Linked DNA regions of Mus musculus: region 2 is linked to region 1. A link is a loop called in an ENCODE intact Hi-C map of the cell type or tissue named here. Cell type or tissue: heart. All regions are shown on one strand. Each heading gives the region's core, and the rest is flanking DNA. Links, peaks and the distances in the headings are about the cores only.

The links. Hi-C counts contacts between places; a loop is a spot of excess contacts. Peaks named below come from ENCODE experiments on the same cell type or tissue, not always from the same donor. Only the 100,000 strongest peaks of a DNase experiment are listed, where the experiment ranks them.
Region 2: it touches region 1 in a loop (2.9-fold over the local background); 4 of 42 quality-filtered maps call a loop at or near these places.

The regions. Positions count from the first base shown.
Region 1 is chr7:19,263,169-19,279,561 of GRCm38, forward strand. Vasp (vasodilator-stimulated phosphoprotein) reads right to left here and starts at 8,686. Exons shown (of 13, transcript NM_009499.3): 1 at 8,346-8,686; 2 at 1,486-1,657; 3 at 1,237-1,402. The coding sequence starts at 8,350. Ppm1n (protein phosphatase, Mg2+/Mn2+ dependent, 1N (putative)) reads right to left here. Exons shown (of 5, transcript NM_177691.3): 1 at 15,939-16,393; 2 at 15,102-15,219; 3 at 14,917-15,022; 4 at 14,782-14,842; 5 at 13,639-14,041. The coding sequence ends at 14,030. In heart, for the core only: a CTCF peak has its summit at 13,302 (motif pointing left); DNase peaks (open chromatin) are centred at 6,743, 7,073, 8,593, 9,313 and 1 weaker place; H3K4me3 peaks cover 4,070 bases; H3K27ac peaks cover 4,383 bases.
Region 2 is chr7:19,202,364-19,218,756 of GRCm38, forward strand. Eml2 (echinoderm microtubule associated protein like 2) reads left to right here. Exons shown (of 22, transcript NM_001347582.1): 19 at 146-233; 20 at 614-709; 21 at 1,539-1,669; 22 at 3,723-4,119. The coding sequence ends at 3,848. Gpr4 (G protein-coupled receptor 4) reads left to right here and starts at 10,175. Exons shown (of 2, transcript NM_175668.4): 1 at 10,175-10,271. RefSeq lists an enhancer at 14,616-16,393. In heart, for the core only: CTCF peaks have their summits at 6,777 (motif pointing left), 7,853 (motif pointing left) and 10,198; DNase peaks (open chromatin) are centred at 9,048, 9,118 and 10,218; H3K4me3 peaks cover 1,139 bases; H3K27ac peaks cover 765 bases; H3K27me3 peaks cover 517 bases.

The DNA of each region.
Region 1 (16,393 bases), core at 5,538-13,537:
TCTTTAAAAAGAAATAGCACCTAGAGACTTTACTTTGAACTGAGATGGCACCAGGGTCTGGGACATGGCAGGCAACCCTGTACCACTGACCTGCTGCCTTAGCCGCCTGTGGACTTTGCTTTGCCCAAATACAGCTGTGGAGCCCAGAATGGCCCAGAACTCTCCATCCTCTTACCTTCTCAAAGGCTCACATTACAAGTAAATGCCACCATGACCAACACAGGGAACTCGGGGGAGGCTGGACAGACAGACGTCTTGGTGTAGCAAGTGGTCGAGGAAACTTTGCAGAGAGGGGCTTTTCTACTCGGCATACGCCAGGCATCGACAGTTCCCATCAGTCTGCCTCCATAGGTTAGCTGATTTCTAGGCAGGTAGACTCAGGCCCCGAAGGGCAGGACAGCAGCTTCAGGCTGCACAGCACTGCTGAGCGGGTCTTCTGCTCACCCCAAACCCCAGCCTGTTTGGCTGTTTGAGACAAGGTTTCTCTGTGTAGCCCTGGCTGTCTTGGAACTCACTGCACTGTATATATAGACCAGGTTGGCCTCGAACTCAGAGATCCACCTGCCTCTGCCTCTTGAGTGCTGGGACTAAAGGCATGAACTACCACACTGGCTGCGTTTTGTTTTTGTTTTTTAAAATTTCATATGTATGGGTGTTTTGCCTATACATGTATTTCTGTGTACCACATATGTGCCAAGTGCCCACAAAGGCCAGATGTCAGACCCCTTGGTGGGGATCTCTGAGTCACCCATCCTGTGGGGGCTAGAGTCAAACCCAGGTCCCCTGGAAGAGCAGTAAATGCTCTTAAGCACTGAACCATCTCTCCTGTCCTCCAACACGTGCTTTTTGAGATAGAGCTTTATGTAGCTCAGGCTGGACTCACACTACCTGTATAGCTGAGGATAGCCCTAATCTCATTATCCTCCCTCCTCTACCTGCTGAGTGCTGAGACAACAGGCTTGCACCACCAAACCTAGTTTATGCAGTGCTGGGGACTGAATGCAGACAGACAGACAGACAGACAGACAGACACACACACACACACACACACACACACACACACGCTAAGTGAGCTCTCTACATACAGATCTATGTTCCCAGTCCCAATTTTATTTACGTATCTATGACAGAGTCTTGCTACATCATCCAGGCCTGCCTGGGACTTGTTACAATCCCCATGCTTCAGCCTCCTTATCACAGCAAGAGCCCCAACACAATCCCACCTGCCCATCTAACCTTCCAAGGCCTCTAGGGCGTTGGCCATGCCTGTTGCAAACTGTATGGCGTCCTCCTTGCTGCCGAAGTTGAGGCCCCAGACCTGGCGGGCATCTCGCCACTGATGGAAGATGGGAGTGGCCTGATTGTACTTGACACCCCGAATGATGGCACAGTTGATAACCACCTACAAGAGAGAACAGGTTGACGCGGGCTCCGTGGTAGGGAGGCAGAGGGACAGAGGGACAGAGGGACAGAGGGAGCCTGCACCTGCTGATCCGGCTGCATCTTGCGGCCAACAACTCGGAAGGAGTTAGCAGTGGGGTTGTGGTAGATCTGGACGCGGCTGAAGGCCTGGGGACCAGTGCCAGCAGGGAGCCATCGCTTGTTGCTGTCATCATAAAGCATCACAGTAGCCCGGCTGGAACAGATGACCGTCTCGCTGCCAGGGGAGAAAACAGAGGGGCCAGTCACATTCTCCTTAGATCCATATAGTAGATACAGGAACTGATTGCAGCCTGTACATGAATATACAGGGGTGTGGCTGTACATGCATGACTGGGAGTGTTGCTCAGTGGTTAGAGACCCTGACTAGAAACCCCAATGAGGGGCTGGGGGTGTGGCTCAATAGTAGCGTGTTTGCCCAGCTTGCTGGCCCGGGCCCTTGGTTGAATCCACAGTACTATAAAAGAAGATAGGTTGATAGGTGAGTAGTACCATGTAGTGAACAGATAGGCAGGCCACACACAGGAAGAGGCAGAAAAGAGATAAAGTAGGGTCCATAAGGCTTGAGCTGGCGACCAGAGAGCTTGCTCGAGGTCCTGGGCTCAGCCTCTACAGCCTTAATCAAAAGTGGATACAGGCCGACTAGAAAGGACAGAGCTGCCAGGACTAGCAGACGGCCCGGGAGTGAGCCGAGAACAGCCTCTGCCTGGCCTTAGTTTCCCTATCTCTACCACCTCTCCACCCCCACCTCAGGTCAGATAAGAAGGGCGGAGTGTGAGGGCAGATCCCAGGGCCCTGGAATTGCCTCCCCTGAGGCCACATTTATTGGCCACCTGGTCCATCTGGTTCCCCAGGGCCCAAACAGCCATTTGGCACAAATTCCTGGCTGCACTGTCACACCCTGTGGCTGGGGATGGAGACACAGAGGTGGCCCAGACAGACTGCCCTGCCACCAGGGAGCAGCTGGTCCAGCCTTGGGGGGGGGGGGCAGTGCCGAGGAGGCCACTGGCTGATGTAGGAAAACAACAGCTCAAATATAGAGTCAGATACCACAGACCTTGGTTCAAATTCTCCACCAAACCCTTCTTCCACATGACCAGAGAGCTCCTCATGTCTCTCATCTGTCACTTAGGGAAGACATGATGGTCCCTACCTCCTGAAGGCTGTGATCTGGTTAAAGTACTAGGCACGGCACAGTACCTAGTATACACTGGGGTACTGAGGGCTTGGTCACTGTCACCACTGAGGCACCCTGCACTCACCCAGTCAGTACTGAGTGCTCAGTACTATCAGTACTAGGGTTCCCTGAACATCTCCATCACACAAGACCCCCACAAACACACCTGTCCTCCTGGAAGACTCAGTTCTCCAGGGCAGGCAGTAAGGCTTGCAGACAGGAAGTAACTTGGTCAAGGTCACATACAGACAGGGGAAGTTGGGGGGAGCTCAGGCCCCACCCACCCCCACCAGACAGGGGAAGTGGGGGGAGTTCACCCCATCTCCACCAGGCTTTTTCCTGAAAAGAAGAAGTTTGTGGTTTCCAGGGGAGAGAAACTTCACCCCACAATGGCAGGGCTGGGGGCTGGGACGTGACGCCATGCTGTGAGAATTTATCAGGGAAAGCCCCTTGGGGGCTAGACACCCCAGCTTTGCATGTATGCTGCTTTATTACCAGCTCTTTAGCTGGGCCCACGCCTCAAGCCTAGCTAGGTCACTCCTCCTGTCCCACTGTGTCCCTTCAGGGTGGATGGCACTCTACCTGGATACAGACAGCGGAGAGGGCCCAGAGAGGCGGAGTGTTCTATCCTCAGTCACACAGGCACAGAGCAGCTCAGAGAGAGGCTCTGATGTCAGATGAGCTGGCTGCCAGGTCCCACTCTTAACCCCACTCTTAACCGCAGACGGAGCTGTGGGTCCTTCCCAAACATCAGGGGCCACGTGAAACAAGCATAGCTTCAAGGGACTGTTTCTGGCCCAGGCACCCTTGGCAGGGCAGGGCTGAAGCCTCACCCACACCTGCCACCCACACCCAGAGCCAACTCTGGCCACACGCCCAGGGTAGACTCGGCATCACTGCCCCACCCAGATGCACTTTGGCCTCTCAGGTGGTCCTGCCCTGACATGGCTCTAGTACTGAGGGAATACTGCTGTCTGCATAACCCTGGGCTGGGTCCTAACCTCAACTAGACCTTAAAGATGATCTTATAGAAGGACCTTCTTAAGACCCAATCTCAGAGTCCAATCCGTCCCCATGTCCCTGTCCCCTCCCACTCACCCCTTCACCCACTCCCCCAACCCCTCCCCAAATCCTGTCTCCTCCCCATCCAAGGTTTGTGAGGTCCCCTGTGCTCCAGTCTCTCCTTCCCTCTTGCCTTTGCTCAGTCTGTTCCAACCTTTACATTCCGTTCCAACATCCCCTTTCCACTTGCACATTCCCCCCACCCCCAGCCACCACCACCACCACCACCACCGGCTCTGCCTAGATGTCCTCCCTTCCCAGAGTTCCTCCCTGACCACTTCATCTGCACACCCCCTTTCTGCTTGACAATCTTTTGTTCCGAGACACCCTTGTAACTCAAGCCCAGGATAAAAACAAAAACCAGAACCAGCCTCAGCTGGATGGGGCCTGCGCCCAGTCATCCTAGCACTCAGGAGGCTGACGCAAGAGGATCTCACGTTTGAGGCCAGCAGGCCAGGCTGGCTGCGCCGCACAGTGAGACCCTGTCTCAAGGAAATGAAACACCAAACCAGGACCGGCAAGATGGCTCAGCAGCTGAAGGTGCCTGCCTCTGAGCCTCGGGACCTGAGCTCGAGGCTGGTTCAGGGAGAGACAGACTACCAGGAGCTGTCCTCTGACCTCCACACACCCGAAGTCAAAATAAACTATTTTTTTTTCCAAATCCTTAAAAAAGAAAAGGTTAAGAAATAAATGTGAATGTAGGTCAAAAGCGTGAAGCCTTGGAAGTGTGACTTCCCCAGGCCCCTGTCACCTGAGAAGCTGCGCACATCACTTGCCTATGAGTGAGTATATTTAGGCGTCCCACCTTTTTAAAGCAGCACCCCCATGATCTACACTTCTTCCTTCATACCTTGCCCTTTTAAAATTATCAACCAGACTGTTTTCTCATCTTTCAATGTACATGAATTCAAGAGGGAGCCTCTCTGTTCGTTCGTTCGCTGTGTGATCTTTGCCCAAGTGTCTTCACCTCTCTGTGCCTGCATTTCATCATCTGTCAAGGGGCTGAGGCTTGAATCTAGCTCATCTGATTGCTGAGTAGTTCGTCGGGAAATTGGAGCCCAATGCTTGGAACAGTGTTGTCGACCTTCAAAATGTCAGCAGCTACTGTTGAGTCTGCTGTTTACAACTGCTGAGTACTGCCTAGTGCTGGGTACCACTCTAGGTTCTTGAGATGCACTGGGGAGCCAAAGGGATCCTTGGGGACCCGATGTTTTGGCAAAGGATAATAAAGGGTAGCAGTTCTGGGCTGGAGAGCCCTGTACTTGGGAGGCAAGGGCAGGACAGCCCTTGTAGGCTTGCGGCCAGCCTGGGTCACATGGTGAGACCCTGTCCCAACAAGGAGCTGGAGTGGAAAATCCCCACAGGAGGTATATACCTGTGACCCCAGCTCTTGGGAGATGGAGGCAGGAGGATCTGGAATCCATGGGAGCAGTGAAGGGCTGGCAAGATGGCTCAGTGGGTAAAGGTGCTTGCTGCTAACCCTGATAACCAGAGTTCGATCCCCAGAAACTTCACAGTGGAAGGTGAGTCTCTTTCCTCCCTGGGCAGCCGGTTCCAGACCTGCCCTCCTTCCATGTAGCTTCATGTCCCATGCCTCAGTTTCCCAGACCTGGAGTTCCCAACACTCTGAGTCCATTAGATAAAAGGAAACAACACAGACTCAAACCCACAACCCTGCAGCTGACAGACTCCACCTTGGCAGCTGGGAACCCTAAGAGTGAGGGAGCCTCTGAGGACAGAGGTGGCCAAATACTGGTAGTCCCCTCTATTGCTACCCGCCCACAACCTTAACCCACCATCTCCTTGCACCCTTAACCTTGTCTGTCTGTCTGTCTGTCTCTCTCTCTCTCTCTCTCTCTCTCTTTCACACACACACACACACACACACACACACACACACACACACACTGAACTCTTAAGTCTCTGATGCAGGCTGGCCTCCAACTTGCTATGTAGCAGAGGATGACCTTATGGGAGGTTAGTGTTAATGGTAAAAGTATGTTATTTGTACAAAAAACCAAACCCATAGATGGTTCTAGTTTTCTTTTTTTGTAATACTACTAGATTTAGACAGTCCTAGGTACAAATTCAAACTTTTACCACCTCTAAACTGATTTTCATATATTTTTGAGACTGGGACTCAATAGCCCAAGGGCCTCCAGCTCTTGGTCTTCCTGTAGTCACCTCCTGAGTACTGCCTTAGAGGCATGAGTCACCACATCGTACTCCCAAACCATTAAACTTTAACAGGCCATTTCCTTAACACCACTGCACCTCAGTTTTACTACCTGTAAAATGGGGGTAAGACCGGGAGCACATGCTTGTACTAGCACTGCACTCAACTGCGGTGGAGATTTAAAACGGAACCAGACTCATATTACCCCACCTGGCAGGAAGAGTGATTGAACCTGCTACATCACTTAAAAAGAAAAGAAAAGAAGAACCGCTGCTCATGTTATTGCAAGAGGAAAGGAGTGAGGCACATTCTTTCAGAATTCTGCCCAAGAGCCCTCAGACCTCTGACCCCTTCTCTGCCTTTCCCAGCTCCCGGATGCAGCAGACACTCGGCAAATATTTGTCAAACTGGGAGAAAAAGAACCGTATCTTGTAATTTTCCATCTCAACCACCTCCCTTCCCACTCCCCCTAGGGCTGTCCCCAGTCAAACCAGTCCTGCCCCCTTCCCCACCACAGCATAAGACCTCTGAGGGCGCTGGAGCCAAGATTCAAAGTCTTGGGGGCAGGGCTCAGTTTACCCAGCTGGGAATAAGGAAATAAGGAATGGGTCGGGGTCTCTGTCTCTAATCCTAGCTGTCCTTGGAGAAGTGACACAGCCCAGCAATTGACCAAGGACGAGGGAGACCCTTTCCTAAGAGGGTGGGGGATTCCTTCAACTTGTGCCTACCCTCAGGGGAGGGAGGGAGGTTTGGCACTGGCCACAGCCAGAGCGGGGCGGGCTGCAGGAGGACCGGGGCTGGGGGTGGGAGTGCAGGGGGCCGGCCTAGACGTTGCTCCTGCCCTTTTACGGTCTCAGCGAGTGAGGCGGCACTAACTCGGACATCCGCCATCCGCCTTCCACCGGGCCTGGGACCGGAAACGGGTGGGGGTGGGGCGGGGCTGGGGGCAGCGGGGCGCAGTGGAGGAACTGACCCCCTTTAGGGGGACAGAGCTCCCATGGGGGAGGGAAGGCCAGGCAGGAAGTCTCCAGGGTGTCTCAATGTACCCCTTCTTGCTCCAAATCCCAACACTCCCACAAGCCAAGGGACAGACTTGGGAGGCCGGGAGGGAGGGAGGGGTCCTAGCTCAGGGTCCTAGAGAGGAATGTCACCTAGATGTCAGAGGGCAAGACTGGAGGATGTGCACATGGGAGGTTAAGCCCAAACTGTCCCCAGGAGACTCCTCCTCCAGCCAGGGGCTTTGGGGCAGGAAGTCCCAGCCAAAGTGGAGGAAGGGAGACAGTATTGTCAAGATGTGGCCCCAAGGGAGAGATTATGGGGGGGTGGGGGTGGCTGGGGCTGAGAGGAGGGGAGGCCTCTGTCAGGCCAGGCCCCGCCCTCAGGTGAGCCCAGGAGTTCAGGGCAAGTCCCAGGGAAGACATACAAAAAAAAAAAAAAAGAAAGAAAAAAGAAAAAAAAAATCTTTGTATCCCCCTCACCTACAAGATTAAATTCCTAGGAAGAGAGCTGGAAGAAGCTAGTGAGCCTGGGTCCCTGAGGGAGAAGGCTATGACCTTGACGCTTTCCAGCGCCCCCTCCTCCAATCCCACGGCCTGGGGAAGGGGGTAACACCCAGCGACATTGAGCCCAGGGGGAGGGACTGTGGTGTGGGGAAAGCAGCTGGCCACAGTGCTCACTCGGGGGCCCGCCCCCCACACCAGCTGTCTCGACAGGTGAGTCAGGAAGACAAAGGCCCCCCTCCCCCAGCTGCTGCGCCCCCTCCCTCCCCGGCCACCAGGTTGGGGGGGGGGGACCAGAACCGTCCTCTGGCCCGGGGGTCCAGGAGCCGCCCTGGGCCTGGAGTGCTCCAGGGCCCTAGGACCCAACCTGGTTGCCTAAGGGGAGAAGAGTCCCATCCAGACCCTCTAGGCCCCGTGGGCCAGATTCCCAAGAACTCCTCCACAGGAGAACCTCGGTGTCCACCAAATTTAGGAACATCAAGAAGTGCCCCTAAAGTTAAGGACCGCGATTCCACTCTGGGACTCTCATCCAGTGCCCTAGACGCAAGGATCCGAATTCCAACCACAACCTGAGACTCAAGAGTTTTAGGGCTAGGGTTCTCTAGCCAGCCTCCCACCTGGTTTTGAGTTTGGGGGCGGTAACTCTGAGCCCGCTTATACTAGATCATCCCTGCGAGGATCTGACTATCTGAGAACTCAGAGGTGCTCCCCCCAAAAGTCTTCAAATTCTGAGTCCCGAGAGCGCCCCTAAACCTGAAAGCCATCAAGAGAACCTCAGCCGGCACCGCCCCAAGCCTTTAGGGAGTAGTGTGGAGAAACGGGGTGTCGATATTTAGAGATCGTTCCAGAAGGCACCGGCTCAGATCTGGGACGCCCAAAGCGCTGTGTCCCCTAAATCTAGCCCCAAATGCGCTGGAGGGGGGGAGGGGGACAAAGGCGGGGCGCGGAGCCGGCTCCCGGCTGGGACCCGGCTGGAGGGTTCGGGGCTCACCTCATGGCTGCGCGGAGGGCGGGCGGCGCGCCCACGGGGAGTGCTCCCGGGGCGCCCCTGATTGGAAGTGCAGGGGTGCGGGGCTGGCTCCAGGTTCTGCTCAGTCTCTCTCGGGGTCCCGCCCCATAGAGTCCAGCTTCCTGGGGAGAACGTGGACCGGGCCGGGGCGGGTCTTCAGGCGCCTCCTCCCACCGGTGTTCTGATGTGCTGGGATCCCCTGCGATGGAAAGCGGGGTGCAGCGTCCGAACCTCGCCGGCGCACCCCCTCGGCCGGCTGCACCTACGCGGTTACTCTTACTACTGTACTCTCTTTGCTACATTTCGTTCCAAAATTCCACTCCCCGTACCCACAATTCCCTGCGCCTTAAAGGGGCCGTGGACGCCTCCAGGCGGGGGATGGAGAGCGTTTAAAAGGCAACGCGGAACCTTGGGCTTCCGCAATTGCACTCCTTTCCCGGTCTTGTGGCGTGGGGGTGCACCCTGAGCCTCACTCCGGAGTTGGAGGGGAAAGCTTGGTGGAAGAGACAAGGGGCCTTTCTTTGATCTCTAGCTGTCTCCACTATCAAATTCTTTAGTAGAGATCTGGGGGTGTAGGTTCTCCACTCCAACTCGCTCCGTGGACTTCTCAGTTTATTTTTTGGGGGATGGGGGTACCCTTGGTTAAGCAAGGGATCTCATCAATTTCCACCTTTAAGTAACACTTCCGCACTTCTCTTCCCCAGATCTCGCTTCTCAGGCCGAGCCCCACCCCTCGCCGCCCCCCACCCTCCCGGGGAAGGTGTGGAGGAAGTGAGCGAGGGGGCGCGGCGGGCCGCTGACTCACCGCGGCCGGGTCGTGGTTGGGGTGGGGGCGGGGGTAAGGGTGGGGGATAGACTAGGAGCGAAGGGTTGGTGGTGAGACCCCGATCTGCTCCCCACGCGGGCCCAGCTACAGCTTAATTTTGCCCACGGAGGGTAGTAGGATCGTCCCAACAATCCGGCAGGCTCAGAGGCCCGGAGACCCTCCTCTAGAGCCCCTTCCCCGCCAACACGTCCGGGCTGAGTCGAGCCCCCCCTCCCCCAAGCCTTCCGCAGTGGGACCCATAGGCCCCGCCCAGAGTTACATCATCATGCAGACACGCCCCTCCCGTAGAGCTCTACCTGGCCGGCTGAAAGGCGGTAACTCTAAGAAAATGGCAGTTCCTGACTTACTGATCGAGAAACTGAGGCTCAGAGACAGGGAATGGGTTTAGCTTATTTGGGTCCCCCCGCTCCCAAACTCACGAGAATCAATCCACGTGGCCTTTGGCCAATCCATTTCCTGGATGCTATGCTGGCTCCCTGTTGTCCTTCACTTGTAAGAACCTCAACCTTCAGGCCAAACTCTTACAGTAATTCTGCTCTAAAAAAATCTAGTACACCAGTTAGTTGTCCTGCTCAAACCAGGAGGCTGAGGCAAGAGGATCACGAGTTTGAGGCCAACCTGGGCTACAGGGTGACTTTAACGTCATCTGAGGTTATATATTTAAGAACAAAAGTGGCCTGTGGAAGTAGGGCAGCAGTTAAAGGGGGGGGGGGGATGGAGAGATGGCTCAGCGGTTAAGAGCACTGACTGCTCTTCCAAAGGTCCTGAGTTCAAATCCCAGCAACCTCATGGTGGCTCACAACCATCTATAATGAGATCTGATGTCCTCTTCTTGTGTGTCTGAAGACAGCTACAGTGTACTTACATATAATAATAAATTAAAAAAAAAAACTTGCTACTTTTGCAGAGGACCCAAGTTCAATTCCCAACACTTACAGGGCTAATAACTGTAATTATAGGGTTACGTTCATATGTGCATGCCCACCACCTCCATACACATATATAATTAAAAATAATACAAGTAAATCTTAAAATTAAAACCACAAATGGGCTGGGCAGTGGTGGTGCACGCCTTTAGTCCCAGCACTTGGGAGGCAGAGGCAGGCGGATTTCTGAGTTCGAGGCCAGGGTATACAGTGTGAGTTCCAGGACAGCTAGGGCTATACAGAGAAACCCTGTCTCCAAACAAACAAACAAACAAAAAACCAAAACCTACCACATATATACACCACACACACAAGTATATACAAAAGCAAACACAAGAATCTGTGGTTTAAGATAATTCCTTTATTGGCTAGAGATAGAGAAATGGTTCAGCAATTAAGAGCAATGGCTGCTCTTGCAGAGGACCCAGGTTCAATTCCTAGCACCCACATGACAGCTAACAACCACATGTAACTCTGGTTCCAAAAGATCTAATTGCCCTTTCTAGCCTCCACAGGCTCCAGACACATATGTGGTACATAGACATACATACATACAGGTAAAACACCCGTGCACATAAAAAACAAAAAAACCAAAACCACAAATGGGCCAGATGTGGTAGCACAACACCTTTAACCCTAGCACTCAGGAGGCAGGGGTAAAAGTAGGTCTCGGTGAATTAGAGGCCAGCCTTGACTATTTATAATGAGTTCCAGGTCAGCCAGCCTGGTCTACATAGTGAGATCCAAGTCAGCCAGGGCTACAGAGTGAGACCCTGTCTGAAAAATAAAACCCTGGGTAATCTACCCCCACACATGCATCCATCTAAGACAGTGATTGTCAACCTTCCTAACGCTGTGACCCTTTGATAAAGTTTGTGTTGTGGTGACCTCCCAACCATAAAACGATTTTCCTTTGCCACTTCATAACTGTAATGTTGCTACTGTTATGAATCGTGATGTAACTATCTGTGGTTTTCTATGGTCTCAAGTGACCCCCATGGAAGGGTCCTCTGATCCCCTGAGAAGTCACCACCCACAGGTTGGTCTGGACTGGGCTATAATTCTCCGAGCCCCTCAGGCTCTGGGTGCACCACAACAAGCTCAGATTTTTATCGGCTTCTGTGTTCTCAACAAGGCCAAGCTAGAACAACAGTTATCCAACTAAAGGAGAACCACACTGCATGTGAGCTTCTGTGAAATGGGAAGAGTGTAGCTCCATATCGCCTTCATTAAAGCATAAGCTAGCTTTTTTTTTCCTGTAAAAGTCTCATTTAACAGGCCTGGAGACACAGCTTCAGACTGTGATGTGCCTGTTCTGTGATCATTAGGACTGGGTATGGGGTCCCCAGTACCCATATAAAAATACATCTCTTAACATCACCAGTACTGGAGGCAGCGGGACACGGCAGATTGCAGTGCTTCACTGGCTACCTGCATCCCTGAGCGCCAGGTTTGCTGAGATCCTGTCTCTAAAATAAGGCAAAGAACAGTGAAGGAAAATGTTCCTGAAGCCCACCTTTAACTTCCACCACATACTCATGCACACAGGGGCACATGTGCACACAAACACGTACACACAAATAGAAAGTCCCTGTGGAAACCCTTGAAGCATAGCAAGCCTGGTCATTTGTGTTTCTGTGTGTGTATGTGTTTGTGTGCACATGTGTGTGCACAGGGTTTGCACACTAGGCAAGACTGTTCCACTCAGCTGCATACTCATCCCGAGGAACCAATTAATCTCCTCTCTCTCTCTCTCTCTCTCTCTCTTTCTCTCTCTCCTCTCTCTCCTTTCTCTCTCTGGTTATGTGTAGCTCTGGATGTCCTGGAACTTGCACTATAGACCAGGCTGGCTTCAAACTCACAGAAGTCCTCCTGCCTCTGCCCCCTACCCCAACCCCAAGTGCTGGTATTAAAGGCGCTCGCCACCACTTCCTGGCACATCTTTTTTCTTACAACATATTTAAAATACAAAAGCAGGACCACAGAGGTGTCTCAGTGGGTAAAGACACTTGCTCCAGAGCCTAAGGATATTAGTCCAATTCCTGGGACCAACATGGTGGAAGGACAGAATCGGCACCCGCAAGTTGTCCTCTGACCCTCACCATGTGGGTTCCAGATTATCAGACTCTGTCAGTCTTCGGGGTACCTGCTGAGCATTCTACTCAGCCCAAGATTTTGAAAAAAAAAGAAAAAATAATGTCAAGTGAACCTCCTTGCTCATTTTTTCCCCTTTTCTCCCCTGCATTTTTTCTTTGACATTATTTATTATTTATTGCTCCCCTTGTTTGCTGTCTCCTCAAACATGGCTGTCATCTGCACTGGGCCTCCAGGATCTCACAGCTGGCCCACAGCTATGAAGAGGGCTTGATGACAGGACAGTGGCTCCCTGCACATTTGCTGACCAGGGAATATGCAAATCACTCTTTTGTTTTGTTTTGTCTCTACTTAGGCCTGGCTGAGCTGGAACTTATGTAGACCAGGGTGGCCTCGAAATCACAGAGATCTACCTGCCTCTGCATTCTGAGTCTGTTTTCAAAGGCATGGGTCACCATGCCCAGCACAACTAATTTCTAATTTAACCAATGAATGGAGTGTGTGTACAGGAGTGTATGCTGGTGCGTGCATCAGCACACTTGTGGAGGCCAGGGAGGGTGTCAGATCCCTTGCAGCTGGGATTTCAGGAATTTGCACGATGTCTGCTTGCATGGATTTGAAACCAGATCCTTATTGTGCAGCAAGCACTCTTAACCAGAGAGCCTTTCCAGCCCTGATATTTGTGTGTGTGTGTGTGTGTGTGTGTGTGTGTGTGTGTGTGTGTGTGAGACTGTCCAAATCCTGATCGTCGATCATCTTTGTCCCAATCCCAGGTGTGCTGGACTCACAAGCTGGTGCCTGAATATCTGGGGCAACAAACCACTTTTAATAGAAAAATGTACTTATGGGTCCAGATGAAGTGGCACATGCCTGTGATCTCAGCACATGAGCAGTGGAGGCAGGAAGGCTTCCATTTCAATGCCTTCCTGGGCTCTATGAGCAGAACAAAAATTAAAGGGGTGCTGGAGAGAGATGGCTCAGCATTTCAGAGAACTTACTACTCTTGCAGAAGAATTTGGTTTGGTTCCTAGCATCCGGGAAGACGTTCACAACCCTCTGTAAATCCAGTATGAAGGGATCTGATGCCCTCTTCTGGCCTGTGCAGGCACCAGGCACACATGCAATGCACATGGATAAATTGCAGGCAAAAGATTCAGATACATATAAATAAATAAATAAATAAATAAATAAATAAATAAATAAGGAGCACACACAGCGGGGGGGTGGAAAGAAAGAAAGAAAAGAAGAAAAGAAACCAGCCCAACGATATGGCCCAGCAGGTAATGGAGCTTGTTATCAATCCTGAGAACCCTGCAACAGTCTCCTGAGCACTGCCCTCCAGCTTTCACATGTAAGCCACAGCATACACACTCAAAATAAATAGTAAGAACACCAATAACAACAACAACAACAACGAAGAAAGGGAATGCATTTGGAGTTACTTTTATTAAGTAAAATTTCATAATCACGTCTATCACCACCTCCTTGTAGCATAGGTTAAAAAAAAAATAGAAAGGCTGTTACTTGCTGATCACTTAAGATCTGTTTGGCTTTAAATACTAAGGGGGAGAAAAAGAAGGGGGTTTAGTTGGGTTTTCTGCTGTTGGGAGATGGCGGAATTCCCCCTCATGAGACTGGTGAGGGAGAAGCAGAAGAGGAAACAAGGAGTTGAAGTTCCTCCTCGGCTGGCCTGCCTTCCCCTGGCTCTCCTCGTAGGGAAGCACAGATTTCCCCTGAGATGTGCATATGGTCCCCTGAGGATGGCCGCTGTCAGGCCTGAGTTCAAGGCTTGAGTGGACGCCCATGGCTTCCGCCCCATCTCACCACTCCTCCTGAAACACAAAATGTGAGAGAGAGAGAGAGAGAGAGAGAGAGAGAGAGAGAGAGAGAGAGAGAGAAGCAACCCACTTCGGCCTCCTGGAACTCACTCTGTAGACCAGGCTGGCCTCGAACTCAGAAATCCGCCTGCCTCTGCCTCCCGAGTGCTGGGACTAAAGGCGTGCGCCACCATGCCCGGCTTTCTTTTCTTTTTGTTTTTATTTTTTATTAAAACTTATTTATGGTATGTACATGCGTGCACTGTTGCTGTCTTCAGGCATGACAGAAGAGCGCATAGGATCCCACTACAGAGGGCAGCCAGTGCTCTTAACCACTGAGCCATTTCTCCTGCCCCCTGGTGTTTCTTTCTTTTTAAATTTAATTAAAAAATTTAAGTTTATGGGTGTTTTGCTTGCATGTATGTATACGTACACTACATGTGTGCAGAGGCCAGATGAGGGTGGTAGATCTCTTGGGACTAGAGTTGTCAGCCATATGGATTCTGGGAAATAAACATGAGTTCTCTACAAGAGCAACAAATGCTCTTAACTACTGAGCCATCTCTCCCGTACCTTCCCCTAGTTCTCTCTCTCTCTCCCTATTTTTTTCCTTTTTTGTTTTTGTTGTTGTTTTTAAACAGAGTCACATGTAGTCCAGAGTAGCCTTCAACTGCCTTACCTAAGTTCCTCACTCCAGAGCGCTGGAATAGCAGGGGTGAGGCGAGTGGGCAAAGATGCAGGGTAGGTTGCCTTACCTCTTGACATTCCCCTGGGGTCTGATGCAGCTTAGAGTAAGCTTCAGCAATGACAGCGGCCCTAAAGAGCAAAGGGAAGCCTTCAGGAGACCTGGTCCTGTCGTCACCCTGCCCCATCCTACCTCCCCTGCTCACTTGCTGTGTAGCCCTCCTCCAGGAGGCAATCCTGGGATGTCCTCTGAGGCCAGGGTCCTGAAAACCGTGTTTAGGCCTGGAGGTTCCTGAGCAGAGGCATACAGCTCTGAGGAGAAGGAGGAGGAGGTGAGCCAACAGCCCACACTGGCCAGCCACCCCTCCCACTGGCCATTTGACCTGCTCACCAGCAACTTTGTGGCTCAGGGCTTCGTCTAAAGCCATCTCCTTGCTAATTGCCTCCTCACAAGGCCTGGGGGCCCCAGGGAAGCAGACCACCATGCAGGTCATATTGTCCAGACTTCCCTGGATAAAGTGAAGGAAAAAGAAAGACCCTGGTGGGCGGGGCAAACGCTCCGTCCCAGGATTCCATGCCTTTGAGGGCATGGCTTGTCAGAAATTCTAGTGTTGGGAGTCTCCCTCACGGATCTGACCAATCCGTCCCTATCTAATCTAAGCTCTCTCCCTTTTGGACTCATCTCTCGGAGGACCATGCCCTTTGCCTGGCCTAGCCACGATACTGCATTAACGAAAACAGACACAATCCAGCAAGATGGCTCATGGGCAAAGTCGCTTGCCTGACACCAAGCTTGACAACCTGAGTTCCATCCCTGGGACTCATTGATGGAAGGAGAGAATTGGTTATCATAAGATGTTCTCTGAATTACACATGCATGATGTGGTAAACCACACACCACACACACACACACACACACACTACATTAAAATGTAATACAATTTAAATAAAATAGACAGCCAAATCTTTTTAAATTCTTCCTATTTAAGGACTCTTCCTGTTTCAGACACACTTCAGGACTAGCCTGAAGTCCTAGCACAAATCCTCGAGGCCATGCTCCTTCTGTTAAATCCGTCCCATTTGCCTATCTGCCAGTTCTAGTCTCCATCACGGTTCAGAGCATCCTTCTTGCTCTGCCCAAGAAGTACCCAAGTCACTCACACCCTCTAGCTCAGCCCCACTCTTTATCAATGAAACCCCTTCTTCCCAAATGCAGTGGCCCCAGGACCTTGCACAGACATGTGTCCAACAGCTGCGCACAGAGTAGCTCCAGATCCAGGCCCAGACGCAGGCGCGACGTCACTAGCCCCGCCAGATCAGCACCAGACAGAGCGTCCCACACGCCATCAGAAGCCAGGAGAACGAACTCGTCCTCATCCTGGCGTGCCAGCGCAGCCACCTCGGGCTCAGCGGACACGAGCTGCAGCTCAGGAGGCCTCCCCGGTGCCTGCTTGTAGGCGAAGTCACCTAGGGCTCGCGACACGGCCAGGGACCCCTCCACGCGCCGTCGACGGACTGTGCCACCGGCGTCGTGGATGCGCTCGCGTTCCCGAGGCCGGTGGGGACGATGGTCCTCGGTGCAGAAGGCCACAGAGCCCGAGCGACTCAGAAGCGCGCGCGAGTCCCCGCAGTGTGCCAGGTAGAGGAATCGCGGGGACACGAGCAGAGCCACAGCCGTTGAGC
Region 2 (16,393 bases), core at 3,094-11,093, 63 kb before region 1:
CACCCTCCGAAGGCCTGTGTATCCTTCCCTCTAGTCCAATGTGTTCCCACTCTGTGTATTTTGCCTCCTAATCTTGATTTAATCCATCCCCTTTCCCTGGCTCAACCCTCTCCTATGCTCTAAGTGACCCTTGCGTCCCCTGCAGGGCCATTCCAGTTTTATCACCCACCTGGATTGGGCCCAGGACAGCACCTGCTTTGTCACCAACTCTGGAGACTACGAGATTCTGTACTGTGAGTTCTCTGACACTAGCCAGTTTCCTTTCTTCTGTCGCTTATTTGCATGTGATTTGCATACAGGTCTCTGAGCTAGTCCAAACTGATTGGATTTGAAACTGCAATCTCTAGCTATGTGATTGCTTTCCTGGCGCACCCTATTAGTTCCCTTTGGCTTTGATGAATGGACAGCAGGGCTTTTATGCAAATATACCCAGCTCAGGTTTTAGCCTGTCAGCACCCAAAATCTAGCCTTCAGCTGGTCCAGGGAGACAGAAATAAGTCAGGGACCTTCAACCCCTCTGTCTTGAATGTCTTGAACCTCAGTGCTGGGAAATAGATTGGCTAGTTAGGTAGTACCTCAGGCCCTTAACACCTCTCCTGATTGTCTGCCCCAGGGGACCCCGTCACCTGTAAGCAAATCACCAGTGCAGACACCGTGAGAAACGTGGAATGGGCTACCGCCACTTGTGTGTTGGGTTTTGGAGTGTTTGGTAAGTTCTGGAATGGGGAAGTTTCCACTGAGGACCAGAACTCTTGAGAAATAACCTTGACTTGTGATTTCCATAGTCTTATATACGGGTGGCTTCCAGGCCGGGAATTCACTCTATAACTGTTTGGATGGTACTAGCAGAAGAGGAAGAACTGAGGGAAATTACCTCTAAAGTCCCTCAGAGCTTAAAATGAAACTAAATTCATGGGAGGCACCTGACTCAGAGAGCTCCACGCCAAAGCCCCTCTAAGTTACCTGTTCCCTCAGGTCCCCAAGCCATTGTCACTAGCTGCATGAGCACCATTGGCCTAGGTGGTGCTGGAATATAGTGGTGATCATGACAGTCTCAGGTCTGCTTTTCTGGAGCTCGCGGTCAAGTGAGGACAGTAAGCTCTCTCCAAACAGTGTGACCCACATAGGGAGTAGCTGAGAAAGGTGAAGTAGCACTAGAGAAGGGGTATTGGGCCAACTCTTTGAAGAAGTTAGGGAGGACCTCCTGGAATGAGAGCTATTTAAGCTGGGGTGTGGAGGATCAAGCCACACCCCCCAGCCCCTCACTGTGGGGGTTCTAGGCAGGGACTCCGCCATTGAACTATAACTCCCGCTTTTTCCTTCCTTTCTTCCTTCCTTCCTTCCTTCCTTCCTTCCTTTCTTTCTTTCTTTCTTTCTTTCTTTCTTTCTTTCTTTCTTTCTTTCTTTCTTTCTTTCTTTCAACTTTTTGAGACACCCCTCCATAAGTTACCCAAGGAGGTCTTCAACTTTTTTTCTTTTCCTTCCACTATGCCTGGCTTCCAAGCACATTTTTATCATTTCTCTTGTCGTGTCTACAGGGATTTGGCCCGAGGGAGCAGATGGCACAGACATCAATGCTGTGGCCCGCTCTCATGATGGGAAGTTGCTGGTTTCTGCTGACGACTTTGGCAAAGTGCACCTGTTCAGCTACCCCTGCTGTCAGCCGAGAGTGAGTCTCTCTGGAGAGCCTAAGGGTGTGGGATTGGAGGCCTATTCACTCCTTTGTGGGGATATATGTTTTATTTTTGGAAGAGGGTCTCAAATAGCCCAGGTTTGCTTCAAAGTCCCGCTATAGCCAAGGATGTTCAATTCCCACCAACCCCCCTGCCTCTGCCTCCCCAGAGCTAGGATTATAGATGTGCACCATCAGCCCACGTTTATGTGTTGCCAGAGATGGAGCCCAGTGCTTTTCTGCCCTCTCAGCTGCCTCCCTAGCCTTTTGCTGTTGTTCATCTTACTTACTCTTCTCGGAACTGTAGTTTCCCCACAGCTATTGGATGTCTTCATGGCACAGGGTCTTTCCCAGGGTTCAGAGATGAAACCCATAGCTCTGGGGTTATTGCATACTCTCCTTTTACAAGCATTAAATGAGCACTTACTGTGTGCCTGGACAAATAAGATCTGAGAGGCCACTGTCCTCACTAAGCTGGGTGTATGACTATAGGGCTCAGGGTTTGCATTCCCAGCACCCAGGATTTCCCTATGGGCCCAGAACAAAGACCAATTTTTTACAGAGCCAGATGGCTATTGAGAGGAGTTGCCCCAGGCTGGAAGAGTCTGCTCCTGACCACACCCAACGTTTTTTCTTAATGATGCAGGGCTAGGATTTAATGAAGATTTTATATATATGGGTATACCATTGCTCTCTTCAGACACACCAGAAGAGGGCATCAGACCCCTTACAGATGGTTGTGAGCTACCATGTTGTTGCTAGGAATTGAACTCAAGACCTCTGAAAGAGCAGTCGATGTTCTTAACCTGTAACTTAAGCATGAGGGTTAAGAGAGAGGCACTCAAAAGAAAGACTGTAGAGTCTAAGTGTGGCCTTCAAGAAAAAAAAGAGGAAAGTAAACCATACTGAGTGTGGGCACAGTCTCCCCACGGGAGATCGCCACAGCCCACTTTTAATGGTAATTCGTTCAGTGAAACCAGGTTTTACAAGTTTTATCTGTCCTTTATCCTCAGCGCTGAAGACGGAATAGAGTCTTTGCGCACTAGGCAAATCCCTGAGCCACACCCCCAGCCCCTCACTGGGGGATTCTAGGCAGGGGCTCTACCACTGAGCCACGCCCCCAGCCCCTCACTGGGGGATTCTAGGCAGGGGCTCTACCACTGAGCCACGCCCCCAGCCCCTCACTTGGGGATTGTAGGCAGGGGCTCTACCACTGAGCCACGCCCCCAGCCCCTCACTTGGGGATTCTAGGCAGGGGCTCTACCACTGCGCCATATCTTCAGCAGGTAAATGTGCTCACTGCCAAACCTAATGGCTGAAATTCAATCCTCAAGATCTTCATAGCAGAGGGAGGGAGAGAACCAACCCTTATGAGTTATCTTCTGACCTCCACATTTGCTCTGTGGTACTTGCACATCCATGTACACATACGCCTACACAAGAAGGGAGGGGTGTCTGGAGAGATGGCTCAGCAGTTAAGAGAATGCACTGTTCATCTAGAGGACCTGAGTTCAAGTCCCAGCATCCACATCACGGGGCTGACTTATATTCAGCTCCAGGAGATCCAACACATTCTTCTGGCCTCCATGGGCAACTGTACAAACCTATACTCTGACACACATATATACATGTAATTAAAAATTAAATCAAGTAGTGGTGCATACCTTCAATCTCAGCTCTGGAAGCAGAGGCAGGCAGATCTTTTTAAGTTCAAAGCCAGCCTGCTATACAAAGGAAGTTCTAGGATACCCAGCCAATGCTGCATAGGGAGACCCTGTCTCCAAAAACCAAAACCATAAATAAACAAACAAATAAATTAAATCAAAATGAAGCAAGGGCTTTATGAGCTTTAGGACAACCTGGACTATACAGTAAAAACCTGTAACACATTCGCACACACACATGCACACACGCACAAACACATACACACACATACACTCACACGTGCACACACATGTTTATGTGTGGCACTAAAGAAGAAAACAGCAGTAGTCTCCAGGTAGTGTTTTTTTCTTCTGACCTCTTTTTCCCTCTTCTTCGCTTCTAACAGGCCCTCAGCCACAAATACGGTGGACACAGCAGCCATGTGACTAATGTGGCCTTCTTGTGGGATGACAGCATGGCCCTAACCACTGGGGGCAAAGACACGAGCGTGCTGCAGTGGCGGGTGGCCTGAAGCAGGGGTGTGGGGCCAGGGTAGCGTCCTGTGGCAGGGTTGAGATCTATTTTTGGGAGATGTCTATTGCGGAGTACAGTAATATATACCCAGAGTATGTCTATAGAAGAGGGGGTTATGGGGCGGGCGGGAGCAGACAGAGGTCTCTATTTATCGGGGTGGGACGAATGGGCCACCATGCCTTGTGGGAGCCATTGGTGTTTGGTTTGGGGTATTTTTTTTTAAGTTTATTCTTTTATATCATTCAGAAATACAGACTTATGCACTGAGATGTCTGGAGTCTGGTCTATTTATTTGGGGTGTGTGTGTGTGTGTGTGTGTGTGTGTGTGTGTGTGTGTGTGTTTGTGTGTGTGTTATGGAGGCCAGAGATCAAAATCAGGTGTCTTCCTCAATTGCTCTCTGCTATATTTTTTTTAAAAGAGATTTCAATTTACAGTAACATTTAATTGATTTTATTGTAATTTTAAAAAATACATTATGTAGTAGTGTGTGTATCTATGACTATGACTACACATGTGTTCAGCTGCCCTTGAAAGCCAGAAGAGGGCTCTAGGTCTCTTGGATTTAGAGTTGTAAGCAGTTGTGAGCTGCTCAAGGTAAATGCTGGGAACAGAACTGAGTTCTCTGCTGGAGCAGTAAGTGCTCTGAACCCCAGAGCCGTCCTTCCAGCCCCATCTACTTTGGTCTTTAAGACAGTCTCCCTTACTTTCTTTTGTTTTGTTGTTTGTTTGGTTTTGGTTTTTGAGACAAGGTCTCTGTGTAGCCCTCGCTGTCCTAGAACTCTATGTTCTAGGCTGGCCTCAAATTCTAAGATTCACCTCCCTCTGCCTCCTGAGTGCTGGGATTAAAGGTGTGCACAGCCATGTCTGGCAAGTAAATGTAGTTAAAAACATAAGTTGGAGAGGGTTTGTGAGGCAGCTCGGTAGCTAACGATGCCTTGCAGGGCAAGCCTGTGGCTTGAGGACCCGTGCAAAGGAGGATTGAATGAGTCTACAATGTTACACACACACACACACACACACACACACACAAACACACTAAAGAAAGGAAGCCACCAAACTTCCAACCTACTGGCCTGAAGGCATTGTCCTATCAATGTCTGGCCAGGATACAAATGTTCCTTCCACTACTCAAACAAGCAAACAAATTTTGTAAGCAGCATTCCTATGTGGCATGCATGTGTGTATGTGTGTGTATATGAGTGTTCATGTATGAGTGTATATGTGTGTATGTGCATGTGTGCATATGTGTTCATGTGTGTATGCCTGTGTATATGTGTATGCCTGTGCACGTGTGTGTGTGTGTGCACAAGTGTGTATGTGTGCATGAATATGTGTGAGTATACATGTGTGTGTAAGTGTGTGTGTGAATGTGTGTGCATGGTTGTGGGTACAGTGAAAACCAAGACAACCTCAACACTACCTCATGGAAAGGGCAGACCTGCCTCAGAAGATGCTGAGACCAAAGTGGTATCATGGAAGGGGCAACAGAAAGACCTTAACACAGAAGGGTGAAGGAGCCATTCCAGGTGGAAGTTCTGATGCGTGTTATCTCCTTCCAATAAAATCAAATAAAGCCTCTTGTGGCTCCAGCTATCTCCTGGCCCCTGTCACAGGCCTCGACAACTCTGGGTGTTGCCTGTTGGGGACAGATCTGTGTCTCTCACTTTCTCTGGACCATGGGTAGGAAGAGCCAGGATTCTTGGTCACTTCCATGCTGTCTCCTAGCTGTCTCCTTGCCCAGTTCAGTCAGAGGCAGGAACTTGGGCACTGTTTATTGAGTGGCAATTAGAGTGTGTTTGAATAGCTGAGTGTGTCTTATCCAAAGACTACTGAATTCAACTTCCTCAAAGGGCTTGTGCAAAGGGTGCAGTCTGTAAAGTGCTTGCTGCAGTAGTGACTGTCCTCTGAGACAAGTGCCTGCCATCTTACGGACTTCACCTGTGTTCCCTTGCAAAAGAAACATCCCAGCTGGGCTTTTAAACTTTTAATTTTTTTAAAAAATTATGTATATGAATACACTGTCACTCTCTTCAGGCACATTAGAAGAGGGCATTGGACTCCACTCCAGATGGTTGTGAGCCACCATGTGGTTGCTGGGAATTGAACTCATGACCTCTGGAAGAGCAGTCAGTGCTCTTAACCGCTGAGCCACCTCTCCATCCCGCTGTGCTGGGCTTTAAAACTGTTTACACCCCCTTGGGACACAAGACCCTAAGTATTCAGCCACTTCCTAGCCACTGTGGTGTGCAATGATGTCCAAGCTGCAAGTGGTTGCACAGAGGGGTGGGGTGGGGCTCCATCTATGCATATATGAGCTGTCATCATCCCCTCTGGGTAAAGGCCTTTCTGGTGTAGCCTGTTGGGAGGAGCACTCATATCCCCGCCGGGGATCCCTCACCTGTGCTGGCTAGGGAAGACCCCTCAGAGGTTGGAAACCCTCATTGCTTCCCCGTGCGCACTTGAGTAGCGTGTGCCTCGGTTTGTCTTGGGCTCTTGGGAGGAGGGCTAGACTGTGCCTAGGTCTTCTCCCAGGAAGGAGTCAGCAACACCATACAAGTATGACGTCCTGAGTTCAGATCCCCTGCACCCGTGTAAAGAGCCGAGCTGGGTACAGTATGCCAATCCCAGTGTGGCTGGGGGTTGAACCTGAGCCTCCTGCTTCCGCCATCTGAGTTCTGGGATCACAGTTGTGCGCCACCATTCCAAGACATCTCTAAGTTGTTTCTTATTGTTATTGTTTTGTTTTGTTGAGACAAAGTCTCCCTAGGCTTTTAAAGGCCTGTTTTCTGACATTCTTGGGTCAAGCCTTCTTTCCCCCCAGCCCCCCAATGGATTCCAACAATCCAAGTTCTGGGAAGGTGACCCAGACTATAGATAGAGAAACAAATGCTTGTTAGCTCTTAATGTTTTGCCGTCCCCTTGTGGTCATCTTTGGATCTGCATGGAAAATTATCCCTTGAAAGGCCAGTTGGAAAAATTGCTGGTGATTCTCCATCCACCCCTCAGTGTCCCCTCAGTGTCCCTGAGCTGGGTCGTGAGAAACTGCCTTGTGCATAGCCTGCACCCAACCAGAGTTCCCGTCCCCTCCAGTCTGAGAGTAGGGGATGAGAAGGAGTTTTCGTTCCTCGGTCTGTGTTTGCACCCTGAAGGCTTGGGTGGTGATGGTCTCATAGCTGCAGGTCCTCTCCAGGGTCTCTCTGTCCTTCTGAAAACCGTCAGCGCCAGCCTTTGTGAATGTTTCCCAGTGATCCTCAGAGAGGAGCTGTGTTTTGCCTGCCATGACTTGGAATACATTGAGGCAACTTAGGGTTAGCTAGAGGAGAGGGCGATCCCACCCCCACCCAAGCCACTGGGCACTCTGACTTGCTTTTCAGAACCAGGCCGTGGCGGCTCACACTTGTAACTCGAACAATCTGAAATGGAGGTGGGAGGATCAGGAGTTCAAGGTCAACCTCAGCTGCTTGTGAAGTTCAAGGCCCTCCTGGGCTGGGTAAAACCATGTCTCATCTCTTGGGATTTACATGTAAGGTTGCCATGACACTTGCCTTGGCTCTGCCCTTTAACTCTCTGATGCTGTGAGTGTCCCTGCTTTGTGGTTAACCAGCTCATTTCCTATGCCTATTAAGTTCCCTGGAAGAAGAGAATTCACTGGTTCAGAGAGGTGAGGTCACCTACCCAAGGCCACACAGCGGTGCTACAACAGCTCCCTTTTCCTTCTAAGTCGTTGGATTAGTGTGAAGCTGTAGACCGGGTGGAAACTAATCTGCGATGTTAAAAGAAAGAACGGGGTACTGACAAGATGGCTGATGACGGCTATCAGGAAAGTGCTTGCCATCCAAGCATGAGGACATGGATGTGGGGCTGGAGAGATGGCTCAGCTGTTAAGAACGCTGACTGCCCTTCCAATGGACCCAGGTTCCATTCCCAGTACCCACATAGCAGCTCACAAGCATCTGTAGCTCCAGTTCCAGGGGACTCGACTCCCTCTTCTGGCTCCTACAGGTACTGCAGGCACAGAGTGCACAGACATACATGTGAACAAACATATACATTTGTAAATAGTGTGGCATGTTGTAGTTGTTGAGCTGAGTTAGAGGGTAAAACCATTTGCTATCAAGCCGGACGGACAACCTAAGTTTGGCCCCTTAAACCCACATGAAGGTGGAAGGAGAGAACCAGCCCCACAAGGCTCCACATGTGTGCCAAGACACTCATCCCACATGAGTGCCAAGACACTCACCCCATATGAGTGTCAAGATACTCACCCAGCTCCCCCATGTCCCTACACAGAGTAATGATAAACAAGGATTTTTTTTTAAAACTTATTTATTTATTTATTTATTTATTTTATGCATATGAGTATACTATAGCTGTCTTCAGACACACCAGAAGAGGGCATCAGATCCCACTACAGATGGTTGTGAGCCACCATGTGGTTGCTGGGAACTGAACTCAGGACTTAGTCAGTGCTCTTAACTGCTGAGCCACCTTTCCAGCCCCCAAACAAGGATTTTAATTAGATGAGTTGGCACATACCTTTAATTCCAGCCTTTGGAAGGCAGAAGGGGACAGATTTCTGAGTTCAAGGTCAGCCTGTTCTTAGAGTGAGTTCCAAGACAGCCAGGGCTACATAGAGAAACCAAAACTAAACCAAAATCTTAGACAAAAAATCTAAGAGGAACTACCTAAAAGGGCTTCTATGTGCACATACACACACATACATGCACACACAAATCCTCACAGACATATGTGTACATGTTCACACAAGGGCACCTGATGTTACTATACACACACTAACAAAGAAAGAATTGGGTATGGTGAACCAAGCACTAAGGAGACAGAATAAAGTGGACCTCTCTGAATCTCTAATCAGCCAGGGTTACATAATAAAATCTTGTCTGAAACAACCAACACAATACTGAGTGGTATACTCAATAACAGAGCCCTTCCTAGAATCCCCCAGTGAGGGCTGGGGTGTGGCTCAGTGGTAGAGTCCCTGCCTAGAATCCCCCAGTGAGGCACTGGGGTGTGGCTCAGTGAGAGAGCCCCTGCCTAGAATTCCCCAGTGAGGGCTGGGGTGTGGCTCTTGCCTAGTGTGTGTAAGGCCATAGGTTCTATCTTCTCAGCCAAGATAAAATAACTATGTAAACTAGAATTGTAAACACCATCACTGCTGTTGTTTTTGGAGGGCTGTATTCCTGTTGGATCAGAAGTCCCTGAGTCTATAAATGACCTCTCAGGACTAATTTGTGCAGGAAGTGACCGACCGAGATAAAAAGAGGGCAATGCGGCTCTTTGGAACCTTTGCACACTTCCTGAAAACAATGGGAATTTCACTTCCAGGCAACAGACACACAAGAGTAATCAACCTGAACTCAAGAATGGCCCTCCCGCCAGCAGGGAGGCTGATGATCAGGAAAGGATAGAAACGTACAGTCCTGGCAAAGTGAGGTGTTGAAGTGATCTATGGGTACATCAGACTTTTAGAGGGCAGACTAGGGTGTCCTGGACAGCCAAGTCGAAACGTTTTAAAGATAGAACTTCATTAGCCCACTTTGCCCTCAAAACTCTCAGCTATCCTCCTGTCCCAGCCTCTCAAGTGCTGAGAGAGTGCAGGCATGCACAGGTACCCCAGAACGAGACTTTTTTAAAATAGATTTTACATTATGCTCTCTGTGAAGTGACAAGAGACAGGTTGAGAAAAGGACTGTGTCTGACTACTTTGACTGTGGAAGAAACAGAGGCAAGGCCTAAACTCTGACCCCCAAGGCTCCTTCGACTTGAGGTGGATACTTAAGAGGCCACCATGTAACATGTTTTCCTTTACATTTATCTATCTGAGGTGTATGGCACCGGACAATGCAGAGGTCAGAGGACAACTTGCACAATCCCATTCTCTCCTTCCATCGTGTGGGTCCTGGGGATTGAGTTCAGCATCAGTAGCAATCGCCTGTCTGCTGAGACAAACCCCTTTGTTCTGGGTCCCTTAGAGGGATAGAGGGATATGGAGAAGGTTATTAACAGAGGCCTGCAGGGAGGGGGCTCTTCAAAGAAGGAAGCAACAGGAAGGAAGGTCCCAAGCTAAGCTACCTTTCCCAGAAGAAGGCTTAAATTCGAAGTGTGGAATTGGAGAGAGGGTAAGGAAGGAGTTAATGGATTGTACCCCTGAAGCAGCAGGTGAGATTTCCAGGCTTGAGTTCCTGAGGTGGGGGGGGAGGACGCGGTGGGGTGCAGGGGAGCGGCAGAGGAGGGGTTAATGGGGGCGGGCCTGGCTGGGGCGGGGCCTGGGTTCCGACTCCAGCCCCGGGCCAGGGGTTGTCGCTGCTGTCCTGCCCCGCGGGGGCGCCCGCCGGGTCCCTGTGCTGTGCAGAGTCGGGACCAAGTCAGAGACGCCGGTCGCCCAGCCCAGCCGCGGAGCAGGTGGGTGCTATCCCTCCGTTCCCATTCTACCCCTTCTCAGGTCCAAGACTCTGGGTGGCCGCTCCGCTGCCTCAGTCTCCCCGCAGCGACCCCTCTCCGCCACTCGGCTCTGGAGAACTCATCTTTTCTGCTTCTCCCTCCTGAGCCTGGGGTCCCTAAGATCCCCTGCCTCCGGGTCTCTCTCATTTCTCTCTCTCTCTCTCTCTCTCTCTCTCTCTCTCTCTCTCTCTCTCTGTCTGTCTCGCGGGCGCGCGCGCACACACACACACACACACACACACACACACACACTCGATCTCACTGCATACCATAAACTATCTTTGAACTCACTCTCATGCCCACATTGACCTAACATTCACGGCAATCCTCCTGCCTCAGTTTCCTAGAGTATACCGGGATTACATGTATATGTCACCACACCCGACTCTCCACCCTCTGGCGTTTTATAGACAGATTCTGTCTGTACAGTTCAGGTTTACCTTAAACTGGCTGGCCATCCTCCTGCCTCAGCCCCTTAAATGTTGTAGGTGTTCTTCAGCAACAAACCCAATGGACTCTATTTCTTTATCTTTTGGGGTCCCCTACCTGCTCTTCCCATCTGCCTCTGGATCCCTTCTACCTCATCCTTGGCCTCCATTCCCTTGTTTATGTGAGACCCCCTCCTTTTTTTCTTTGTATGTCCCCAACTCAAACAAACCCCAACTTTGTATATCCATCTCAGTGTGTCTCTTCCCACCCTCTCTTTTCTGGTTCTCTGGCTCTTAGTGCCTCTGCCCCCATCACTCTCCCTACGTCCTGAGACATCCTGGAACCTTTTCCTCAAGGTTGTGGGGCTGCTTAGGATTGGGGTAGGGGACAGTGGGATTGCAATCCAGAGCAAATGGACTCTGAGTGACACCATGACTCTAGTACCTACTTTGTAGTCACCCATGGCTTCTGAGGTCACACCTACCCCACCCTCCTGTCTCAGGAATTCCTGGCTGGGGGTGGGGGTGGGGGGGAATGGACTTCCTTCCTCCCTTCCAGAATTTTGGCTGGGTCTCTGTTAACTCCTTCCTGCTTTGTCTTACTCCCCTTCCCTGGAACTGAACTCCTGGGCAGCATTTCTCAACCGGGCTAAGACAAAGCTCCAGAATTCCCAAAGCTTTGGTGGTGGTGGTGGTGGTGGTGGTGGTGGTGGTGGTGGTGGTGGTGTGTGTCTCAAGCTGGATTCGTACTGGGGACACTAGTGTAAATGATGGGGAACACCTTGGCGCTCCTTCTAGACCCTCCGACTAGCTACACCCCCTGAAATCTACCAAAAGGGCTTCCCAGCATGTCTCTAAGGTTGAACTTGATCAACTTGGGGTTTGGGGTTCTCCTAGGAATGGCTACTGAGTCAGATGGGCAAGGGTTCCCAACGCAGACCACCTGGGAGCCCTGGAGGCTGGCATGCCGGTACCTGACTGTTATCCCAGCACTAGGAAGGTGAGAGGCAGGAGGGTTAGGAGTTGCAGGCCAGCCTGGGCTACATGACACGCTGTCTCAAAAGACTCTTGTAGTGGCACAGGCCTGTAGCTCAGGCTGAGGCAGGAGAATCTTAGTCTAAGGCCAGCCTGGGCCAATTTCTGTCTTTGAATGATAGATAGGACCTGGAATGCTGAAACCCTGACAAGCACAGAGAACCAAGGCCCTTTTGATGTTCTGGCCCTTTAATCTGTGCATATGCGTGCTGATATCTTGAAAGTTTATGCTACCCACAGCTGTGTGCTACAAAACACCTGTGGGAACCACACAGGCCACGCCCCTTCCATTTTACACACAGGGAAACTGAGGACTTAGAGCAGAAGTAAGTTACCGCCAGCCTCAGGGCTTAGGACTCTTGCCTAACCGCAGCCCATATCCGGAGACCTAGGTTCCCTTGACCATATCTGGAGACCTGAATTCTTGCACTACCACTAAGTCGGATTAATTTGGGCAATGAGGTCCGCTAAGTGAGTAGGGAGCTGTGCCAGACTTGGGTATGAATGGCTGGAGACCAGAAGGGAGGGTTTGCAGAGCGAAGCAGAAAAGATATTTCTGAGGGCTTGCTGGTGGAGAGAGAAAGGGACCAGAGGTGGCCTGGCCTGAGGGGTTGAGGGGGAGGAGTTTCAGACAGACAGACAGACAGACAGAAGCCAAGTGAATTAACTCCACCCCTGTCTCCTGACCCTCCCCTCAAAGCCCACTGCTCCCCCGGGACAGGGCCTATAATTTGGTTTGTGTCTAGACAAATAATAACTCAGCTGGTGTGAACAGGGAGGGACGAGGCCAGACCGCTGAGCAAGGGGTCAGAAGCAGCCTGGGTTTCTAGGTTCGTCCCTTCTGAGGTGGGGAGAATATAATTTGGGGGGGCAAGCGATCAGCTATCCTGATCCCCCAACTCTGTGAACCTTCAGCACCTCAGAATATTTTAAGTCAGAGCAGGAATGTGGGGGGAAAGAGGAAGTAGGGTTCACCTATTTACAAAGCGTTCTCATTTCGGCAAAGAGCGAAAAGGGAAACGTGTATTCATTTGCTGGGAAAAGATAAAAATCACCCAGGGTTTAATAATAGATTATGAAAGTCATAGCGTGTGTTTTATTTTATTTTATTTTTTTCTTTTTTTTTCTGAAATCATAGAGGGTTCTAACAATAGAACTTCAGAATCTTGGGGCCGGGAGACGCCTGGAATATTGGAAACTGACAAGGGTGTGCGTGCTGGCAAAGGCGAGGATAATAATAACAGAAAGCAGAGAATCAAGGCTCTAGAGTGTTAGAACATTCGACCACAAACGGGGCTGGCCATAGAATCTCGGGACTTGAGAACTGCCGGATCCTAGAATGTCAGCAGGGTAGCTCTAAGAATTCCACAGTCCTGCTGGGTGGTGTGGGTGTAGAGGTCAGGGGTGGGGGTGGGTGGGGGTGGGTGGGGAACAGAGATGCTCCTTAATAGAAATGGGGAAACTGAGGCCCAGCCAGGTGGCCTGACTGCACCCCCCTAGCCATTTCCGCTTGCTGCCAAGGCACCAGGTGGGCAGCGAGAAACACTGATCACATTTCAGCCCTAATGAGCAGACCGGAGCTGGCTGCTCCCCGGGGCCTCCAGAATGGGGGAGACTGGGAGCCCATGGTGGAGCGAAACAGGGGGAGCTAGCCTGGTGGCTTCGGAAATGAGGGTGGTGAGTGTGCTAAGGGTTGATGAGGGGGAATGAAGGGGGGGCTCCTATCACTGCTTTCTCTTGGCTTTTCAACCTCCATGTCTTTGAATTTTGCTGTATTGGGGACTGGGAGAGGCGGGCTTCTGGGACTAGGCATTTTTCTGGCTTTAGTTGCTGTGGCCAACTGGGGCTTGGGGTACAGGCTATCCTTTCCCATCACCCCAAAAGTTGTGCCATATTTTAACTTATCTTTTCCTACAGGGGTGTAGAATTTGTGCTTCTATGCACTTCCCAAAAGACTCACGTAAGGGTTAAGATAACACTGACCAAGCCATGATGGGTCAGTGTGTGTGTGTGTGTGTGTGTGTGTGTGTGTGTGTGTATGTGTGTGTATATGTGTGTGTCTGTGTGTGTGTGTGTGTGTATGTGTGTGTATGTGTGTGTGTGATGCGTGTCAGGCATGTGCTCACCTCTTCCCAGGGTCACTTTTGTGTGCTTCTTTTTTTAAGATTTATTTATATGACACGCCAGAAGAACGCATTGGATGTTTGTGAGCCACCATGTGGTTGCTGAGAATTGAACTTGGGACCTCTGGAAGAGCAGTCAGTGCTCTTAACCACTGAGCCATCTCTCTAGCCCTGTGTGCATGTTCTTTAAAAATCCTTATTAACTAGGTATGGTGACACACATCTTTAATCCCGGCACTCAGGAGGCAGAAGCAGGTGGATCTCAGAATTCACGGTCAGCCTGATCTACAGGGTGAGTTCCAGCTCAGCCAGGACTACACAGAAAAACTCTGTCTTGAAAAATACATAAATAACAATTTCTGATTTTTAGCAGACTCTCAAAGGGGTTTGAAGCCCCTAGAAAGACATTAGGACAGGAATGAAAGGAAAGAAACACCGGGAAAGGAGATACTGTTCATCTCAGATAGTGAATAACAGCCCTTCCTCTCTGGACCTCAGATTCCCTATATGGCCTGGGAAAAAATAGCTTCCTGTTCCCACACTATGTAAACCTGTATCATGGAATTCTAAGAATCAGAGGTTCTATGATGGCTGGGGCTGGGGTGGGGGTTTTGTGGTGGTAGTCAAATGTCAGGTAGGAAGAAGAAAGGTCAGTTTGATGTCCTGTCTGTCTGTCTGTCACTGCCTCTCTGCCCCACGTCTAGCATCCTCATGACTCAGGTAGGCTGAGGACAGGGTAGATGCCAGACTCTGTTCCCTGAGAGGAAATTGGCAGTGGGAAGTTCATTTCCGTTGGCTGCAGGAATGTCTTTGCTGCCTGTGTACCTGTTCCAGTCTCAACAGGGCCCGGGGGGCCACAGAAGGGAGCTCCAGGGGGCAGCCAGCTCTCTCTCATGGGTTTTTATGTGGGTGCTGAGGATCTGAAGGCAGGTGCTCCCTCACCTTGCACAGCAGTCGCTTACACGCTGAGTCATATCCTCAGCCCATTACACCCTTTCTTCCTTCCTTCTTTCTTTCTTTCTTTCTTTCTTTCTTTCTTTCTTTCTTTCTTTCTTTCTTTCTTTCTTTCCTTCTTTCTTTCTTTCCTTCTTTCTTTCCTTCTTTCTTTCCTTCTTTCTTTCCTTCTTTCTTTCCTTCTTTCTCTTTCTTTCTTTCTTTCTTTTTCTTTCTTTCTTTCCTTCCTTCCTTCCTTCCTTCCTTCCTTCCTTCCTTCCTTCTTTCTTTCTTTCTTTCTTTCTTTCTTTCTTTCTTTCTTTCTCTTTAAATTTTGAGACGGGGTCTCATTTATCCCAGGCTAACCTGTTGGGATCATAGGCCTGGGCCAATGCGACTGATTTATGAAGTGTTGGGGATACAACCCAGGGCTCCGTGCTTGTTAAGCGAATACTTCATGAACTGAGCTATGTGTCTGGCACTCTTTTTAGCCTTCTGTTCCCTTTTTGTGGTAAGAGAGATTGAACTCAGGACCTCGTGCCTGCTAGAGAAGCACTCTTCTGCTGAGCCACACCCCAGCACCCACTGTTAGACTCTAGGTAAGCATTCTATCAGTAAGCTGCATCCCCAGGCCCAGATACTGAATATGTGACTGAAGATGCTTCATTTTACCAAAGATTTTCATGTGTGATGTGATTAGGGTAGAGACAATACCCTTCTTTTGCAGAAGTTAAGGCTTCTGAAGGAAAAGGGGGGGGGGGAGGAAGAGGGCGGGAGACAGAGAGAGAGAGAGCAGAGAGCACGCCAGCAGAGAGGGGGGTGGGCAAAGAGGAAACAGACACTAGGGGAAAGACTTGGTCTGGATCAGAGGTTTTGATTGATGGTAGGCTGGGTTGGCTCCCATTGGTTTACCCAGGAACAAGTCCCTCCTATTCCATCTCCAAGGGATCCAGAAGTTTCCAGCTCTGGGGTGGGATGGTAGGTGTCTAAAGACTCCCCACAGGGTGCTGGCCTTAGGGATCAGGACAGGCCTGACCTTTCCAAGTCAATCAGGAAGCAGATGGGTCCTGCACTTTAATCTCCTCGCAGCTTGCAGCCTCTTCCCCCAGGCTCCCCAGGGCTTGTTGATGCCTGGGGTAGAGTCTGGGAGGAGGCAAGGGACAGCCAGTGGGAGAAGCACTGGGCGGGCTCTCCCAGCCTCTAGGCTTCTGGAATGACTTCTATACCCAGGCACTTGTTAAGCACCTACTGTATGCAAGGACTGTCCCTCACATGAGTAATACAACAGCCCACTTGACACTCAAGGTTCCTGTCCCCGAAGAAGTTACAGACAGACAGAAGGCAACAGGCTACAAACACAGTGCTGTGAGATGGTTGTAGGAGTGGTGGGTAGGAGTGAAAAAGGACATGGAAGAGGAGCTGAAGACACCATAGGCCAGTCAGGGAGAGAGTGTGGAGGAATGAGTACTGAAAGAAGCTCACTGGATTGGAGATTGCTGAAAGGAGGAGTAGGCAATCAGCACAGGCTAGCTGGGAAGAGGCCTGGGACCTGTCACCGGGTACC